2 separate regions of the Mus musculus genome follow, and region 1 is linked to region 2. The links are chromatin loops, found by intact Hi-C in ENCODE. Cell type or tissue: left cerebral cortex. All regions are shown on one strand.

Region 1 (4,000 bases), 320 kb after region 2:
AAGAATAAATAGCCAGTGACATGTATAAGCATACTTTGCAAAGTTTCCATGTGATCCAATAAAAACATCCGAGCTTCGATACAACCATTATCTTTAGTACATTACTCAATCTCATCTTTCAACTCTCTGGAAGCATTCCATAGCTATTGTGGATTGATCTTACAAATTGCTTTTGGAAACTGGTCCCAAGATCTTATACCCTATGCCCTCAGCCCTGATTCTACCATTCTCTAAAACATCCTTCTGATGGCCTAACAGTAAGTCAGTCCTCTCTTTCTGGCACCTGTAAGACTGCACAAGGACCTAACCTTTATTTTGGAATCAAAAATGATTGCTTTCAGTTTTGGAGAAGTCAGTCCCTCCCATTTGCTGGAATGAGCTCCAATTTGGAACGACTTGGAACAAGTAGCTTCTCTAGGTGCCTGTAGGAACTTTTCTCTGTTCCTCCACCTACAGGGTAGGGGTGGGGCAGGGATGGGGTGGTTGTGGAGGGTGTTTGGGATAAATTTGTTTGTGCCATAATCTCAAGGTGCTCTGACTGGAAGAAGATAGGAAAACCAGATCCCACATTACAGCTTATTTGCTTGTTTCCCCTTCAGTAATTACATTTCAGCCCCCACCCCATTATTTTAAAAATTAAACAACTAAAGCAGTCTTCCAGGTGTCTTTCCCCACGTCAGCAGCGACAGGGTGAGTGCAGTGCACAGGGGCATATCTATAATTCAGCTCAGGAATATTTTCCTTAATAATTAATCAGGAATCACAAAAGAAGGAAGCCCAATAGGGCCCATGAACAAAGCTGCTGGAGAGTACAGCTACCCAGGTGCCAACTGACCAGCCCAGGACTGATCTGCTCCCGTAGCTGGACCTGTGTACCGTACTGCTTATTCAAACCATAAGGTGTGCTGAGGGAGATGGCCCAAGACCCAAACCTGACCATCACCTTGATTCCCCTCCCACTACACCCTGCCCGGTCTCTGAGCTAACCTTTCTTGTATACCACATCTATGTCCCAGAGACATCCACAAACTAACCACTAATGAAAAAGCACCTAAAGTTTATCTGGGGTGGGGTTGCCTTCCTAGAGACACACTTAGTTGCTTATAGGATAGGAAATGTGGAGTACTTAAACAAACAAACAAACAAACAAACAAACAAACAAACAAGTGGATGGCAGTAAAGTTTGGGGCACTAATATAAAGCCTCTCCAATGGCCCACATGGGCTCTCCAGTTCAGCTTCAATTATCTTTGCAGCAACAGTTTCACAGAGGGGTCAACTCAGCCTTTCAAAAGCTCCAGCCTAGGCCATTTTTAACAGTTTGTCCATAACCCTCCAGCCTCCCTCCTGTTGTGACTTGAGCCTCCTGTACACAGTAGCCTTCGCCGGGGGTCAGACTTCATATTCGACCAGTCTCTAACATATGGTCTAATACATGGGTAAAGTTGATCTTTCTCTGTGCCAACTGGGCCAGCAGCTGAAGCTGCAGACTCTCAGTGTTCCAGGAACGCTGAGACTAAGGTTGGGGTGTACTCACGGGGAGGGGAGGGGGAGGATTTCTGGACCTGCAGTCTGGCCAGAGATGCACCTGAGCCCTACTACCACACCTCTAGGGGTAAACAGATGACCAATGTCTGGGGAGATAAAAGATCAGGGTAAGAAGGGAAGCTGCCCCAAGCTATCCACCCCATTTTCTGGACTGCATCTTTCATCGAAGTCCCTCTCTCCCAGTGTCTCTAGTGGCACCTGTGCTGTGGTCGGTCCTGGACTTCTATTCCAGTTCCTACGGGACACATCTGCCTCCGGGATTTGCTCCTCGCTTGGGGGTGATACCCAAGTGCTCCTGGGATAGTTTCCAGAAGCTAAGCAGTCGTGGGGGCTGGGCCGACGGGTGGGGTCGCAGCGTCGTGACTGTGCCCGCCCAGCCATGCGGGGAGGCACCCCTAGTGACAGCCCCAAAGGCCACACCCTCGGCCCGGCCAGGCCCCGCCCCCGCCCGTGCGCGCTGGCAGCCTGGGGAGGCGTGTGCTGCTCCTGCAGCCAGCTAGAGAGCAAGACTGGGATGGATACTGGAGAAGGAATGCAGGCTTAACAAGTGATCGCTGCTGTCTAGGATTTTGAGTCTTTTTCGGAGAACCTTGACTTCCGTTCCCAGCCCATGTCTGCTGTGCCGAACTCCAGAGGAACCAGAAATCTCCGGGGTCTACCTTGGGGCGTCCCCAATCTCCACCTCTGGGCTCCAGTAACGAGGACTCTGCAATACCCCCTAGCCCCCTGGCCAAGACAACCGAACTTGTTCCGTGGATATTTGGGATCCTCCACCTGCCAAACCTGAGCGATTTTTTTTGTACTGCGCCCCCACCCCCAATGATTCTGCCCCTCCTCCAGCTGTTGCAGCGTGGAAAAGGGGAAACAAATCACCGGGGGGGATTTTTTTCGTCTATTTTTATTTTTCGCACTTGCTGGGAATGGTAAGTATGAGATCTTTCTTATCTTTCCTTCACCTTACTCTTTTGGCTGTTGAGAAACTGTGGACATTTGAGGAATAAATAATATTGAGAATGTGACAGAAGGACATGAATGGAAGGCGGTTAAAAATAAACCAGGAGGTGGGAGAAGGGAGGTGCAGATGCTACGCGGCGCTCCAGGGGCAACCCAGGGGATGGGGCGAGTGCGCCCTGCTTAATGTGCCAGAGCGGGAACCCAGGTCTGGAGGCTAGGGCGCAATTAAAGATGTCGTTCCCCCAACGAGGTGGGGTTTAGATTCAGCATCATTTTCGTTTTGCCTGATCCCAGCCTCACCGTTCCTCTCCTTTGCGAACAGCTGATGAGCCGGTCTGTATTGTTGCCTCTCCCAACATTCAGATGGCATGCATTTTCAGAGTGTTTGAGCAGTCCACAGGGACTGGATAAATGGTGTGCGTTGAGTTGATGTACGTGTTTCTTGGTGTTGGTTTTTCTGATTCTATCACCTTTTTATGTTTTAATTTTGTCCCTCTCTGCCCTTCTCCCAAATTTGGTTCAGGTACCACCCTAACACAGTTGCAGAAATTAGCATCTAGAAAGGAAAGCAGCCTTGTTGTTGTTGGGTAGGAAGGGAAGAGGGAATGCTTGTTGGTATTTGGGAACATAGAAGCAAGAATAGGTGCCCTGCAAATCCTATTAGTTTAATGGTGTTAAGAAGGTCTCTTGCATAAAGTCTGCTTGATTCTCCTAAGAAGAATACCTGGAGAAAGAGAGATTTTAAATCAGCTTGGTTTGTTTGAAAAAATGGTTTGGTGGGTTTACAATTTGTCTTTTCTTTCTGTCTTCCTTCCTTCCTTCCTTCCTTCCTTCCTTCCTTCCTTCCTTCCTTTCTTTCTTTCTTTCTTTCTTTCTTTCTTTCTTTCTTTCTTTCTTTCTTTCACTTTCTTTTCTCTATCTCCCCTTTCCCACCATGCCTCCCTGCTTCACTGCCTACTTACCTCTCTCCCTCCCTTCCCCCTTTCCTTCTTTCTGTCTCTCTAGGATAGTAAGGTAACTAGTAGCCAATTGAAAGGAAAACAGTTTTCTTTTTGAATGTCAAAGAGTTAGAAAAATAGTAATTAACAAGCCTAAATAAATAAAAGAATAAGGAAGCATTTGCTGTAGAACACAATGAAGGCAGTTCCAGAGCTTGTAGAAGTTACAGTGAGCTGGAAGACCCTCAAATTCATGACATTTGGGGGAGTTACTTGAGTAGAAGAAACATCTTCACATTTGTAAATCTATGGGTATGTCAGTTATTCAGGGCTTAAGTGGTGTCTGTACAAACTGTTTGTGGGTGCTGAGAAGTTGAACACATTCTCAGGCTTTTTGGATTCTGTCAATCTTAAAAAGATGTTGGCTGACATTCCACAGTGAACGTAGTCATAAGGTGGTTTTGTACACAAGGCCTTAGAGGTTTCACCACGGTAAACACTTATGAATGTAAGATGATGTGACCAGGACAACAGAAGAGGGGGGTGTTGCTAGGGATAACT
Region 2 (4,000 bases):
GGTATCTTTCTTTTTTTTTTTTTTTTTTTTTTTTAAAGATTTATTTATTTATTATATGTAAGTACACTGTAGCTGTCTTCAGACACTCCAGAAGAGGGAATCAGATCTCGTTACGGATGGTTGTGAGCCACCATGTGGTTGCTGGGATTTGAACTCCTGACCTTCGGAAGAGCAGTCGGGTGCTCTTACCCACTGAGCCATCTCACCAGCCCCGGTATCTTTCTTTTTATCTGCTAAATTTGGCACCTCCATTTTCAGAGCCTTTTAGGAAGCAAAGCCTTCTTTGGTTCTAGCTCTTCTTATTTGAGTTAAAATAGATTTCCTGAAGAACAACTTACAGGAACTGCTCAGTTTAAATTTCCTACGGGAGGGATGGAGTTTCTTTCCTAGACAAGACTGTTGGCAACAGACAGGATGGCTCAGTCAGTACATTGCTTGCCATTGCCACACAAGTGTAGGGACCCAGGCATTGAACCTGCAAAAGCAAACAAGCCAAGTGCTCTGGTGCCCAAATGTAATCCCAGTGTTGGTAAAACGGAGGCAGGAGGGTCCCTGGGGCTTGTTGGCCAGTTAGACGTTCTTAATGACAAATATTAACACCAAAAGCACTATACTTTAATGCCTGAATGGATCAGTGGGTCTGCAGGCCCTTCATAGATGTGTGGCATTGTCTATGCATCTATTTTGTTTTCCAAACAGCAAAAAATAACTCTGACAAGGATTTAACTAAATGACCTACTCCAGGTTGTTCTTCTTCTTCTTCTTCTTCTTCTTCTTCTTTTTTTTTTTTCCTGAGACAGGGTTTCTCTTGTATAGCCCTGGCTGTCCTGGAACTCACTTTGTAGACCAGGCTGGCCTTGAACTCCACCTGCCACTGCCTCCCGAGTGCTGGGATTACGCCACCATGCCGGGCTACAAAATATTTCTTAATCCAATTTTAAGTTACATTGTCTCTAGGCCCACCAAGTTTGGCCAATCACAGGTCAAGTCAGCAAAACCTCCTCAGAGTATGGTGGCTCGGGGGTCACATATTCTCCAGCCACCATGGGATCCAGTCATCTGTATACCCCACTTGTTCGTATCAATTCTTCAAGCATCACTAATTCCTCCTTCACCTCGGAGGTTTCCATCAACCTATGTAAAAGAGTAAACTTCCAGTCTTTCTGCTTTACAGCAACACCATACTCTGCTACTTGTTAGTGCATTATATGCAAAGCTCCAAAGGCAAGGCACTACCGGATTCCCTCAACAGCCAAGGCTTCTCTAATTAGCAAATTCTGACACTTTACTCTTTAGAAATTTTTTGAATAAACACAAGGTCAGAAATTCCTAGAGTCCCAAATGGCAGACTCTCCTTGAAATCGATGTGATCGGATCCCACTTCTCTGCAATGATCCCCACCACAACCCCGCGTGGGATTCACTCATTAATGCCCCTACTCTCTGCCAATGCCTCAACTCATCAGACATAATCAACAGCACTAGGGTAGAAAAAAATTTAAAACAAAACGAAACAAATGAAACCCTCAACCCACCAAAGTGCGTAACTAAATATCACACGGTTAGAACTGCGAAGATTGTGAATTTTAAAGACGGTCTGGAGAGATGGTTCCAGAAGACCCAAGTTAATTCCCAGCACCCACGCCGGTGGCTCAGACTATCCTGTAACTCCAGTTTCAAGGTAATCCGACGCCCTGTTCTGATCTGTCGGGGCTCCAGCCACGCACTGCTGGCACATACATACTGGCAAGACATCCATCCATACAAAATAAAGTAATAAAACAAAATGTTTTTAAAGTTAGACTTGGGAGGCAGAGGCAGGCGGATCTCTGTGAGTTCTAGGTTAGCCTCGTCCACATAGAGAATTCCAAGTCAGCCAAGACTACACAGAGAAACTGTCTCAAAAAACAAAACAAAACAACAAAACTTAAAAGCCCCAGGCCTGGTTACTCGTTTCTGTAATCTGAGCTACTCAGGAGGGGCTTGATGAGTTGGAGGGTAGTTTAGGACATTTGGCACGAGTGAGTCCTCACAAAGAAGCTGAGGATGAAGCTCAGCAGTGGCGAGGCCCTGGTTCAAATAAAACCCTGCAATCTGATGCAGTGGCGGACCTACTGTGTGCAGGGTAGAGCCGGGTGCCAGGCTGCTACAAGCCCCTTCCGCCGTACAAGCCTCCCCTCCCAACACTCCTCCCGGTTCACCGCGGCCTCCCACATTCAAGTGCCATCGGTAGAGTCCACTCACAGCCCTACGGCCCGACCCGGCCCGGTCCACCTGAGCTGCCACGGGTCTCCGCTGGGCTCCGGAAGCACCGTCTCTGCACAGGCCAAGCTCGGCTTTCCACACCACCGCCGGCCCCGCGCAGAAACCGAGAGGACGGCGAGGGCGGCTAGAGAGACCGCTTGTACCATGGAGAGGAACCAGGAGGAGCCTAGAGCGGAAGCCAGCCCGGAGGCCTCCGGAGGAGGAAGGGCTGGGTGCGGGGGACAAGGGGGGATGACTCAATCCAACGCAAGAGTTGCTTCAGTTGCTCGCCCGCCTTGGGGAACTTGTATCCTCTCCTGAGGTTGGGGAATTGGGAGGCTCTTGGAGGCCCTTAGCAAACACAGGTTTCCTTTACTTCGTTTGCAAATCTGTTCTGTGCAGGACACCAAACAAACGCACCTAGATAGCCCTAATCCTGGAGGAGAGTTAAATGCAACTCAAGGAATGGACCTTTTATTTAAAGTCTCACATTTTATTTTTTGATCCATTCCAACTAAACATATTCTAAAACGCTCTCTCTATTATATATTGTAAAAAAAAAAAAAAAGTCTAGATCTTTGAGTAAAAGGTACACCACAGGAAATTAACCTTTACATTTTGGGGGTGGAGAGAAGAGGTGTAATCATTGTTGTTTTGAGGTGCGTGAGTTTTTGTTTTAATTTTGGGACAAGGTTGCAGCCAGGTAGTTGAGGCTGGACCCTAGAACTCTATAGGTAGTCCACGCGGCTATGAATATAACGTTTTCTTGGTTTTGAGAATTTGACACATATGGTGTGTTTGGATCAACTCCACCTCCAGTGATGTCATCTAGAAGTGCAGGACTGGGTTCGGTTCTCTTTGTCAGCTCAAGGATTAAAAAGGAGGACAGCATTACCTGAAATTTTTGGGTGTCCCTGCAGAGTCAACATATGATAACCTAGGAATTTGGGTTCCTTCCTGGGGATCTTAGTTTTATTAATAAAAGAATAAACTAAAACAGAACAACTCAAGGACAACTTATTAGAATTTTAAAAAGAAAACCCAAGAGCAGGCAATTTGTTAATCTTTAAGTTGTCCCAAAGAGGAAGATGTAGAGTATAAATATGACCGGCCTCAGTGGCAGACAGCCTTGGGGTGAGAGGTGGAACTTCCGCAAAGAGGAGGAAGTCTAATGCTAAGTTAGAGAGCTCTGGCCAGCACCTGAAGGAAAAAGATGGAACAATAAATAGTTACACAGTTTTTTTGTCGTGCCTCAGAAAGCAGGTCAGACCCATTGAGGTCAGCCAAACCTAACCAAGGCTCTGCTCTTAGGACTGAATGGGGCATTGGAAGGAGTCTGGGAAGGGAAAACTTGCTCTTAAGCTGAACCTACCTTCCTAGTAGATGTCTCCCAGCCAGACCCTGACCTGCCCCATTGGATTAGACCTTAAGGGAAGAGACTAGGGCATGCCTACAGCTAGGCAGAGATTCCACTCCCTTCTACCTTCTCTCACGTAAAGGCAGGTATATTGGGTTTTGTTTTCGTTTGCTTGTTTTTTAAAAACCCAGAGTCCATTCATTGCTGTCAGTATTTGCTATGTGAGGCTATCCATGAAAGAAAATCAGGAAATGCATCCCTGAAGAAAATTGACTCTCTTCACCAATAGGCATCAAACATCAAAAGCTCCTCAGAAGAGTGGGATTTCGTGGGGTCCTCTCTGTTAGGTCCAAAGTGGCCCCTTGAAATAGTGGTGCTGGTGACAGTGTCCTAAACAGAA

What was found. Peaks named below come from ENCODE experiments on the same cell type or tissue, not always from the same donor. Only the 100,000 strongest peaks of a DNase experiment are listed, where the experiment ranks them.
Region 1: a loop joins it to region 2, with 5 times the contacts of the local background. A loop is called at or near these places in 3 of 42 quality-filtered maps.

Annotation. Positions count from the first base shown.
Region 1 is chr2:107,288,602-107,292,601 of GRCm38, forward strand. Kcna4 (potassium voltage-gated channel, shaker-related subfamily, member 4) reads left to right here and starts at 1,988. Exons shown (of 2, transcript NM_021275.4): 1 at 1,988-2,470. In left cerebral cortex, a CTCF peak has its summit at 1,942; DNase peaks (open chromatin) are centred at 1,990 and 2,724; H3K4me3 peaks cover 2,399 bases; H3K27ac peaks cover 1,378 bases.
Region 2 is chr2:106,972,029-106,976,028 of GRCm38, forward strand. It overlaps Arl14ep (ADP-ribosylation factor-like 14 effector protein), which reads right to left and starts at 2,369. Exons shown (of 5, transcript NM_001025102.2): 1 at 2,244-2,369. In left cerebral cortex, a CTCF peak has its summit at 2,393; a DNase peak (open chromatin) is centred at 2,426; H3K4me3 peaks cover 1,331 bases; H3K27ac peaks cover 858 bases.